Linked DNA regions of Homo sapiens: region 2 is linked to region 1. A link is a loop called in an ENCODE intact Hi-C map of the cell type or tissue named here. Cell type or tissue: MCF 10A. All regions are shown on one strand.

Evidence for each region. Hi-C counts contacts between places; a loop is a spot of excess contacts. Peaks named below come from ENCODE experiments on the same cell type or tissue, not always from the same donor. Only the 100,000 strongest peaks of a DNase experiment are listed, where the experiment ranks them.
Region 2: it touches region 1 in a loop (4-fold over the local background); 1 of 110 quality-filtered maps calls a loop at or near these places.

Annotation. Positions count from the first base shown.
Region 1 is chr10:117,760,312-117,765,311 of GRCh38, reverse strand. No RefSeq gene overlaps it. Among named protein-coding and RNA genes, the nearest start is that of LINC02674, 28 kb to the right of the region's middle. In MCF 10A, no CTCF peak of the experiment used is centred here; a DNase peak (open chromatin) is centred at 2,411.
Region 2 is chr10:117,650,911-117,655,910 of GRCh38, reverse strand. No RefSeq gene overlaps it. Among named protein-coding and RNA genes, the nearest start is that of LINC02674, 82 kb to the left of the region's middle. In MCF 10A, no CTCF peak of the experiment used is centred here; a DNase peak (open chromatin) is centred at 2,590.

The DNA.
Region 1 (5,000 bases):
GGTTGGCGTGGGGTGGGGGGAATCCCTGCTTCAGTGCTTGAGATGGAGCTGAATGAGAACAGAAGGCTTCATGCTCATCTGAAAGAGTGAAAGCATTGAAAAATCCTCAAGTGCCCCGAACAACCCACCTCGGTCTAAACACCTCTTTTAATAGCTGAGAAATTGCAGACCAGACCAAGGGAGGGCATGCCCAGGGTCACAGAGATGTTCCTGGCAAGTGCCACAGAGAAACTTCAGAAGTTTCAGTATTGGTGGTCTATCCAGACAACTTAGACACAGGATTTTTGTAAGCAAATCACATTTCCAAAATGCCCTTATTCACTTATATCCTGCTTCTTTTCAAAACAGAGATAAATAGGAGAGCTACTAAGAGCAACTGCGACTGCAGCCTATTATTATTATTTAATAATAATAACATTATTATTAAATTTTGACATTAATTTTGAGTTTCCTGCCACTTCAGTAAAAAGAGAAACCCACTATGTCCCATAGCTTTCATCGATGAGGAAACATCCATTCTTTTTAGAAGAGATTACTTCACAAAGAAATGTCCATATGTAACCTCACAGAGGAGAGGAATTGCGCCCCTTTTCTGAGGAAAGATGCCAACCAAGTCCAAAGATACTAACTTTCTCATCTAGACTGACTCATTCGGCCAGTTTGCACATTAATGTGTGAACTCACCCACTGGCCACTTCCACTGACATTATAAATGAAATCGCTGGTTTTGTAAATTGAGAAATTGAAAACTCTTGTTTTTCCTGCTCTCATTTTTCAGAGTTACATCTGCTACTCCAAACTTTGCATTCCATGTAACTTGTATTTGCAAAAAAGGAATATAAACTCCATACACAGAAGGAAAGAGCAGAGAAAAAAAAGAATCAAAATATTTATTACTTGGGAGACACCCACTATTCCATATGCCATCTCACGATATGAACACTATTGATTCTATACCCACTCTGGGTCACTCACTTCCTGTACTCAGTGAATCCACACTGTATCTCAGTGAATCCTTACCACAACCCTTTACAGGGGCTTTTCCTTAAAGAGAAGGAAAAGCTGAGAACTCACCAGGGTCAGGAGCTTGCTCTAGTTACACAGATAGATATTCATTCAAACACCTGCTGTAAGCCATGCACTGTTCAAGGTACTCGAGATCCCTGGATAATACCCATGGAGCCTCTGCCTTCAGTAACCTCTGTCTCATGACCCAAGACAGTCAGTAGTCAACAAACAAGAAAGAACAACCAACAAAAACTAGCGAGAGAATCACAGATGGTGTCACATTTTGGGAAGGAACCAAACTACAGAAAGAGATGGGAAAGTAATTGGAGGTGGGAAGAGAAGCCACGGCACATTATGTGGGTGGTCAGGGAGGGTCTATCAGAAGAGCTGACAATTCAGCTGAAACCAGAAGGATGAGAACGAAGAACCAGGGATCTGAGGGCCAGGTGGGACCAGCAGAGACTGGGTCTCCACTGGGCAGTTCAGGAAGCCTAGGCTGCCTCCTATCTACCCTCTCTGACAGCCCTGCCAGGTTGGCATTATCCTTTACTGCACAGACATGCACACAAGGGCTCAGAGTGGTTAAGTGACTTGATCAAGAACACACCGCCGAGAACAATGAAGCAAGATTATAATCAAGGAACATCTGGTCCCAAACCTGTGCTTTTAGCATTGACCTTACTTGATTGACCCTTGATTGATTCAAAAGCTACCAACACTGACAATACAATTTACACTGGGACAGCTAGTTAATTAGTTCGTTGTCTGTACATTATTACTCATACTTGGCCTCATTCCAAAAATAATTTGAACCCCCTAAGATTCTCTGTACTTAATGGAGTCTCCTTCAGACAGAGTCCCCTACTCCAACTAGATGGGTGGTACAGAAATCCTATGACGATGTCTTCTCAAAATACAAGATCAGACTCTTTAAGAAGTTCTTGCAGACAAGGGTCCCTAACCACACAGCTCACTTCTTGTCCTGGGGTACTTGGGAACCTTCTGATCCTCTGATGGGAGCTGGGGCCTCACCAGAGCAGGAGCTTCACAACACCTTGTTGCTGTCATGAATCTTCCAAAGGTCCTGTGGACACCTAGAAACTCAAGGTTGCATTTACCACGACAAAAACTAAGCAAACAAACAAAAACACTTCTACTTCCTGTGATGCAGCCAATGTCCCCCGCGGGAGTCGGGTGAAGAACATGTGTTCCACTGCTCCACCCGTCTCCATGGCCATCATTCTGAACGTGGTGTCATCATGGCAGCATCCTTTCACCCTCTCCCCAATCCTGACATAAGCTGCACCGCCGTGAAAGCAGTCTAGAGTGGTAGAAAAAGCTCCTTCTAACCCTATGGCTCATTTCCAAGCCTGCTGGTTGATGAAACCCATTGCAATGACCTCCACGAAGCACAGGAAAATGGGTCACTCCCTGAATTGCCAAGTCTGCCAAAAATAGGTATGTTACATCATTGCCACACGGGACCTGACTCTTACTCAAACAAGTGTGCAATTTAGGGGGGTTTTCTGAGTAATTTGCCAGCCAAAAAAAGACGCTGCCATTCAGGGAGCTCTTATTATCTCAGAATAACAGGCAGTACGTGTCTATCCTTACCTTGTGCTGGGAGCTATTCTCCACCCTTTACCATATTAACTCATTAATTCTCACAACTCCATGAGGTGGGTATAACTGTCATCACTATTTTACAGATAAGAAAATCAAGGCACAAAGAGTTTGTATCACTTATCTGAAGTCATCCAGCTAGAAAGGAATAAGGACTGGATTCAGGCTCTTAACGGCTCACTCTGCAGGGTCTCACGCAAAGCCATATGAGATGATGCTAAGTCTGCAGCGGTGGGACCTGAACTAGCAGCTGCCTGTCCCACGGCTCTGGTTGCCCCATGGTTTGCAGGGCTACAGTTCTGCTCCCCAGCCCTTCAGGCACATTACAGCCTGGTCCACCAGACAACTTTCTAGGTGACGGCATTGCATCCATGGGCATTGCCAGGGCCTCCGCCCGCCAGGTTCCTAACCACGTAACTCTCAAAGGAAACGAACGCCTCCCCCGGGCAGCCATCTTTATTTTAGACGGTGATGTAAAAATTCCAGTTCCCTTAGCAAGGAGCTCTGTGCTGAAGACAAGGTTTGCCTCTGTCCAGAAAGGCAGTTTCAAGGTAAAAATTGAATATCCCTAGAGTGACAAGGCATTTTGTCTCCCATTAATTTTGAGAGAGAAAAATGGGGAGAAAGAAGCAAAGACAAACGCACAAGCTCCCTCCTCACTCTTCACCCCCGCCCCAGGCAGAAAGGAAGCTAAGGAAAGCCTAGCGCCTCTCTCCCTCTGTCTCTCTGCTGGCTGCCTTTAGCTGTGGGAGGAAATAAGCTACAAACATTCCGCAGGAGATGCACACGTGGACAAGCTTGTATGTCATCTTAGAGTGTTCACGGGGTGCTCACATTCAGAAGGGACCTGGGAGATGACCCAGTTCATCACTGTCCAACAGAAATAGAATGTGAACCACATACATCATTTTAAATTCTGTAGAAGCCACAGCAAAAAAAGAAAAACAGCAATTTAATATATCCAAAATATTATCATTTCAGCATGTCATCACTATAAAAATTATTGGATTATTTTACATTCTTTTTGTTATATTAAATGTGTATTTCACACTCACAGAATTTCTCCTTTTGGATTCAATTAGCTTCCTTTCAAATGCTCAGTGTCACCTGTGGTGAGAGGCCACCGCATGGGACAACAGAAGCCTAACACATCACTCCATCTGATGGATGATCACAGATCTTCTTCAACATCCTTTAAGGAATCATCTAGTTCCTTGCTACTCACATACGGCCAATTGGCAGCAACAGCATCACCTGAGTTTGTTAGAGATGTAGACTCTCAGGCCCCACCCAGAACCTATTTAAATCAGAATCTACTGATGCTCTCCTCAGGTGATTCATCTGCTCCTGCACGTGAAACTCTGAAAACCCCATTATCTCCTCTTAAGCACTTCCTGTGGCAGGGAACTCACCATCCCATCCCCAAGGAAGCCCGTGCCATCTTTAAATGGGTCTAGTTATTAGAAAGGCATTTATCCTTTCTTTATTGAGTGCTCCCTATGAGCCTGGCACTGTGCTAAGCACATCCCGTGAATTATCTCATTTAAGCCCAGCACAGCCCTAAAAGAGTGGAACTAATTTTGGCTCCTTTCATATAATTAAGGGAAAAGAAGCCCCATAAACCTGGATAACTGGCCCCAGATCATGTGGCTGGCCAGAACTCTGTTTCTGTGCCTGTTTCCTGAGCCACTCACTGCACCAGGGTCTCCCTGTCCCTTCTGCCCGATGCCACACAGACCCCAGGAGTCTTTTCCAGTTTCAAAGAAAAGCGTTGTTGGCGCTCGGGAGAGATGGTCTTCAGTACCAGACTTTATATTTTTGTGGACTTCATTAATTGCTGATTTCATTCTTTCATTTGTTTTCATTCAGTATGTCATTTCTCACTTAAATACACTCTGTTGGTACCTGCCCGCTCAGCATTTACTTTCCTCATCAAGGTTTAGAACAAGTTTAGAAATGGGCAACTAAGCAAACAGGCAGAAATGAATGAAAGTCATAAGATGCCATTAGATCACGCAAAGGTTCCTGGTTTCCAATTAAATAAGGTACATGGCTGGAAAAATCAGGTAAGCTACACATATTAAGGGAGGGACCCCAATTATATCACCACTCACATTGAGGAAGATACTGAACGCACCACAGAATGTCATGAGACAGCAAGCCATGGAACGTGATGGAAGTACAGTCAGGTGGAAAACGAAACTAACAAGAGGAAGGCAAGTTCTTAGGAGTTTTCCTTCTTCACCGAAATGTATCAGTGAAACTCCCAGAAAACGAGAATGTCACTTTCCATCTGTATTTCCACTTGCAGGAAGAAATCGCTGACGGCCCAGTAGAGGGTTGAACGTCTATGTGGAACTTGTACTGTT
Region 2 (5,000 bases), 110 kb after region 1:
TTACCTGTGGCCTCTGGCTAGCAAGCTGGACCCTTCTCTAAGACGTATTCCCACCAGCCAGTGATTTTCCATTGAGGTGGGATAGATTGTGGTGAGGCCACTTGAGGGAAGGGCCCATCTTTTCCCTTCCTCCTGCCCCTAATAACACACTCTAACCTCCAGTCATGAAAGCTGCCACACAGTTCTCATACTGATTGCTACCATTTCCTCTTAACTAGAAAATACTTCAAACTGTTGCCAATGCCTGATACCAGAAAGACCTTCCTCATCATCCAGGGGTCAGTTTACACACCACCTCCTCCAGGGAACCTTCCCTGAGCCCAGCAAGGAGAGGGATGGAATCAGGATCCCAGTGAAGGACTAAACTTAGAGAAGGAGGTGGAGGAGGAGGACCCTCCGAGGATGAGGGGATGACACTCAGACAAATTGAGGCACCTTGAGAGGAAAGTTGGAGGCCAGGAGCCCACATCTGTGGCCTGGCTCCTCTCAGTAAAGAAAAGGCAGGAACCCTCTTCCCAGAATGGCACAGTTAAAATGGTCCTCCAACCTTGAGACTGGAGAGAAATCACAGAGCTGAGGGAGAGCTGTTTGGGGGTTCTCCACAGGCTTCTAGACTTGGGGGAAGAGGAAATTAACACAGGCATCACACCTATGGAGTCCCATGGCAATTCCTGGGGCAGTAGGGTGGGGCGGGGCAGGAGGAGTGAGAATCTGAGCCTTAGTTCCCAATCTGTAAAATAGTGCAAATATCTCATGCCCAGCTACTCCACAGGAAGACTATGAAAGTCAAATGGGGTAAAGAATGAGCTTCATGTACAAACCATATAATGGTCCTAAAATATGAAGGCTAGAACTATTATTGCTCCTTGAACCTACAAATAAATATTGGGATAGATCCACAGATCCTTTGAGCTTCTTTTTAACAGCATTTTGGGAGCTTAAAGAGAGTTTTTATCATAAACTGGGGAACAAGAAATAGTACCTTTTTTTTTTTGGTTCTCTCATATGTCCACCTACAATAGATTGTACTTGAAGAGAAAATAATATACAATAAAGTAAAATCTACCAGCACCAGATGAACTGAAATAACTCAATTATAAGAGGCTAGCCCATGATATCATTTACAACTGCATGTCATTATTGTCATCCCAGGTAACTAGAAGTGAGACTCTTAAAAAGATGGCCTATAGGATATCCTATCTCTCTCTCTCTCTCTCTCTCTCTCTCTCTCTCTCTGTCCATTCCCTTTCATCTGGGCTTGTTCTTGTGACTTACTTTGACCAATGGGACATTAGCAATCATGACATAAGTAGTGTCTTTAAAATAATGATTGCACATTGAGAGATTTCTCCCTTGTTGCTCTTGGAACCCTGTAACTGCCATGAGGGCAAACCTGGGCTAGCATTTTGGAAGATGAGGGATCACATGGGAGAAGCCTCTATTATCTCAGTAATTTCAGATGATGCCATCATCACATGCCAGCCCCAGCCAACATACTACCTGACTGCAGAGACATGAGTAAGCCCAGCCAAGATCAGCCCAGCCCAGCAAAGACCAGAAGAACCACCCAGCTGAGCCCAGGCCAATTGCTAACCTACAGAATTTTTACCTAAATAAGCAATTTAAGCCATTAACACTGGGGCAGTTTGACATGCAGCAAAAGTTAACTCTATATTGTGGTATCCCAGAATGAGTCAGCAGACTGGGACCCTGTTCCTAACTCATTGTGTGACCTTTGGTAAGTCACTAAACCTTTCTGGTGCCTAGTTTCTTCCACTAAAAATGAGGAGATTAAATTAAATGATCATTAAAGGCCCCTTCTAGTTCTGTCTCATTCTGTGATACTAAATCTTATTAACAAAAATATCATGAATGTGGTAAAATTGTATGAACCAGCTGACGCATAGCACAGTATCTGGGGCTTTTTTTTTTTTTTTTTTTATGTGCCTAAATGTCAAGCTCTGAGATTTAGCTACCTGACGAGGGAGCACAAATATAAAATGCTTCGTCAGTTTTCTAATGGTGTTGTTGGATTCTGGGCTAAAATATGAAGTTGAAAAATGCTGACCAGAAAGAAACTGTAGCTTATGCTGGCATGTAAAGAAACGAAATTACTGTCAACATCTAAATCCAGAAAGAGCTTTCTGTTGGGATGTAAAGGCTTCAGAAAATGCAGGAGCAGAGCAGGGGCTAGGCCTTTCAGAAAAGAAATCCCCCAGATCTTAATGAGAAGAAAAACCTTAGTGAACCTCAAGAATTTGCTCAACTCCCATATTCAAACTTCTACCTATCTGGAAACTGATCCAACAACTTATTTTTCGAAAGTCAGTAAGAAGAAAAATTAAAACATGTGTAGCATATATATATTTTCTTTGTTTTCTTAAATGATCAAACTAGATCATAATGAACATCTAACTGCTCTCTGGAAGGAGCTGTAATTTCATGAAAGTGAAGGTGTACACTAGCCAAGAGAGTTGTTGCTTTTCTAACCCAGAATCAGTGCTAAGGAGGACCCAGAGACTGATGATGCTGGTGCATTCCACATTGCAGTGGCTGAGGTGAAGAGTTACTATTCCAGAAATGAGTCATTAACATGAGTCATTTCACAAACTGGGGTGTGGAAACCCCTGTGTTACTGCCTGAGAGCACACAAGCCTGACTCACTTGAAGGGTTTCTTTTTCTTTTTTTTTTTTTTTGAGGAGGTAGTATTTTTATATAAAAGTAAACCTGAGCACATCTTGAAATCAAATGCAAAATGTACATTAATTTTCCAATAAAACATCAAAGAAGTGTCCTCCTTCCAGCATGTGTCTTCAGGGGTACATGGCTACTCTCATCTGTCATGAGGGTTACTTGTGTGGCCAAGAGTGAGAGGCCCAGTATTAGGTAATCTCCAGGGGCTAAAATGTTCCCAAAGCAAGCCACTTTGAGTGACATTTTCCAAGTAAAGAAAATTACCCAAGACACTGCATTTCTTCTGAGAGATTGTCTGGAGCCACAATATTGGTTTATTATATACAGCTTCCTAGGCTTGTCTCTTAGAGACAGGCCTGAAGCCACCAAGCTCCCAAAACCATGCAAGGAACTTACACACATACACATTCCCCTCCCAGGTTGGAGCAGAGAGAATTCTGGAAGGGGCTCTCCCAGTGGAGGTCAGAAGTAGCAGCACTCTCTTCTCCCAGAGCTTCTGCTTAGCCTGAGTACCCTAACACAGATCCACAACTCACCCTCACTAGCCAAGCCCAGAGTAAAAACCCTAAAACTCTTCCCCTTGGGGGGCAATCATCTCTCCTTTGCTTTCACCTGAAGAGCAGTAGCTTGGCCCATACATTCCTTTTCCTAAACACTACCCTAGAACAATAAGGAAACAATTTCAACCAATCAGCCCAATGCTTGATCTTAAGGAGCCCAGATCACTGAAAACGGAATGATTCGATGAGCTGAGACCACTCTATCAAGGATCCTCTCCTCCCAGTTCCTCTTGAGCTTGCATATTTGTTCAGCAAACATTTGACCATGCCCTGACTCTAGGCTAGACCTGTTCTAGGCCCCTGTGGTTCAGAGGTCCCTCTCTGATGGAGCTGATGTCCAGGGAGGGAGATAACATTAAACAAGTAAATGCACAAATATTCGTACATAGGGAGGCCACATACTCTTGAGTATTTATTAGCCAAGTGTCCACATTCATGAGGTTTCATAGAGAAACAGAAATTAGCCTGAGAATTTCAAAAATATTCAGTGAACTAACCACTTGTAAGATCAGTGTCTACTCAAACAACATACATAATGTCAGCATCTATCACAGCCCAAAGAGCTGTCATCATTTCTGTTCCATCTCTCCTTGTTTTTTGTTTGTTTGTTTCTTTCTTTCTGTTATCTGACAGTATGATGCAATTGCAGTACAAACAAATTGAAAAAAAAAATTGAAGACTTTACCAAAGCTGTAGGATTTTATGATGTCTACGACAGTGATGCTAAAGAACAGCTTAAACCCCAGGCCAAGCCAATGATAGATGAAGCTCTGACAGTTAGATCACGTAACAACAGAGAGAGAGGGATTTGCCACGGATGATGAATTCATAGTCAAAACAGAATGGTTGGATCAAGTGGTTAAAGGAAGCCCTTGGGCAAATGCATAAAGACCTAGACCCTTTCTGCAATAAACAGCTTTCTTTATGTTTTTGTTTTAAAGAATTTTTTTTTAAAATTACAAAACAAGGGAGGCCATCTCATGCCATTATCCGATTTTGTCATAAAAATTATATTGCTTGAAATTATCAACATCTGATTCAACTTTTGTCCACTCTAAACTTCAGTGTGTGGTTGAAATTAGAATCTAAAATTGGGTAAGTATAAGATAAAAATAAATTTATGTTCATAATTTCTAATCTCCGTTTTCAAGAAAATCTTAATCAAATCTTCTTTAAATCCCATTTCCCATGAAATACTGGCTCCTATGTTAAGTGGGCTTGGTCTGAGGTGTCCTTTCAGGGAGGATCACCTCAGGATAACAAGGCCCTCTGTCATCACACTGGTATGAGTGCCATAAAGGAGAATCCAGAGGGCTATAAGACCCAAAGCGGGTTTAGCTGGTCTAGGAAAGTGACATCACAGCTGAGACTTGAAAGCACAGGAGCCTGGAGGTGAGAACATGCCCAAAAGGAGATGTGGCGACCGGCTGGCACAACAAACTAAAGGAAACCCAGCATGGCTGGAGGCAGAAGGAAGGAGGGCAGGACAGGAGACGAGGTTGAAGATACAGATAGGGTCCAGGATGTTGCTTTTTATCATACAAGCAAAGGTCATTTTTGCAAGCTTTTTGAGCAGGAAGGTAACAATTTGTGGGTACCTCATGGCAGATACTGTCCTACTTCTTGTCATTAGGAAAAGCCTTGCTGGACTTCTTATTTTTTCCTAGAACCAAAACCTTTTTTCAAAATCCCCAGGCCGGATGAAGACTTCCCAGTTTTAGGGCCTCACTTAGGGACATTATTTC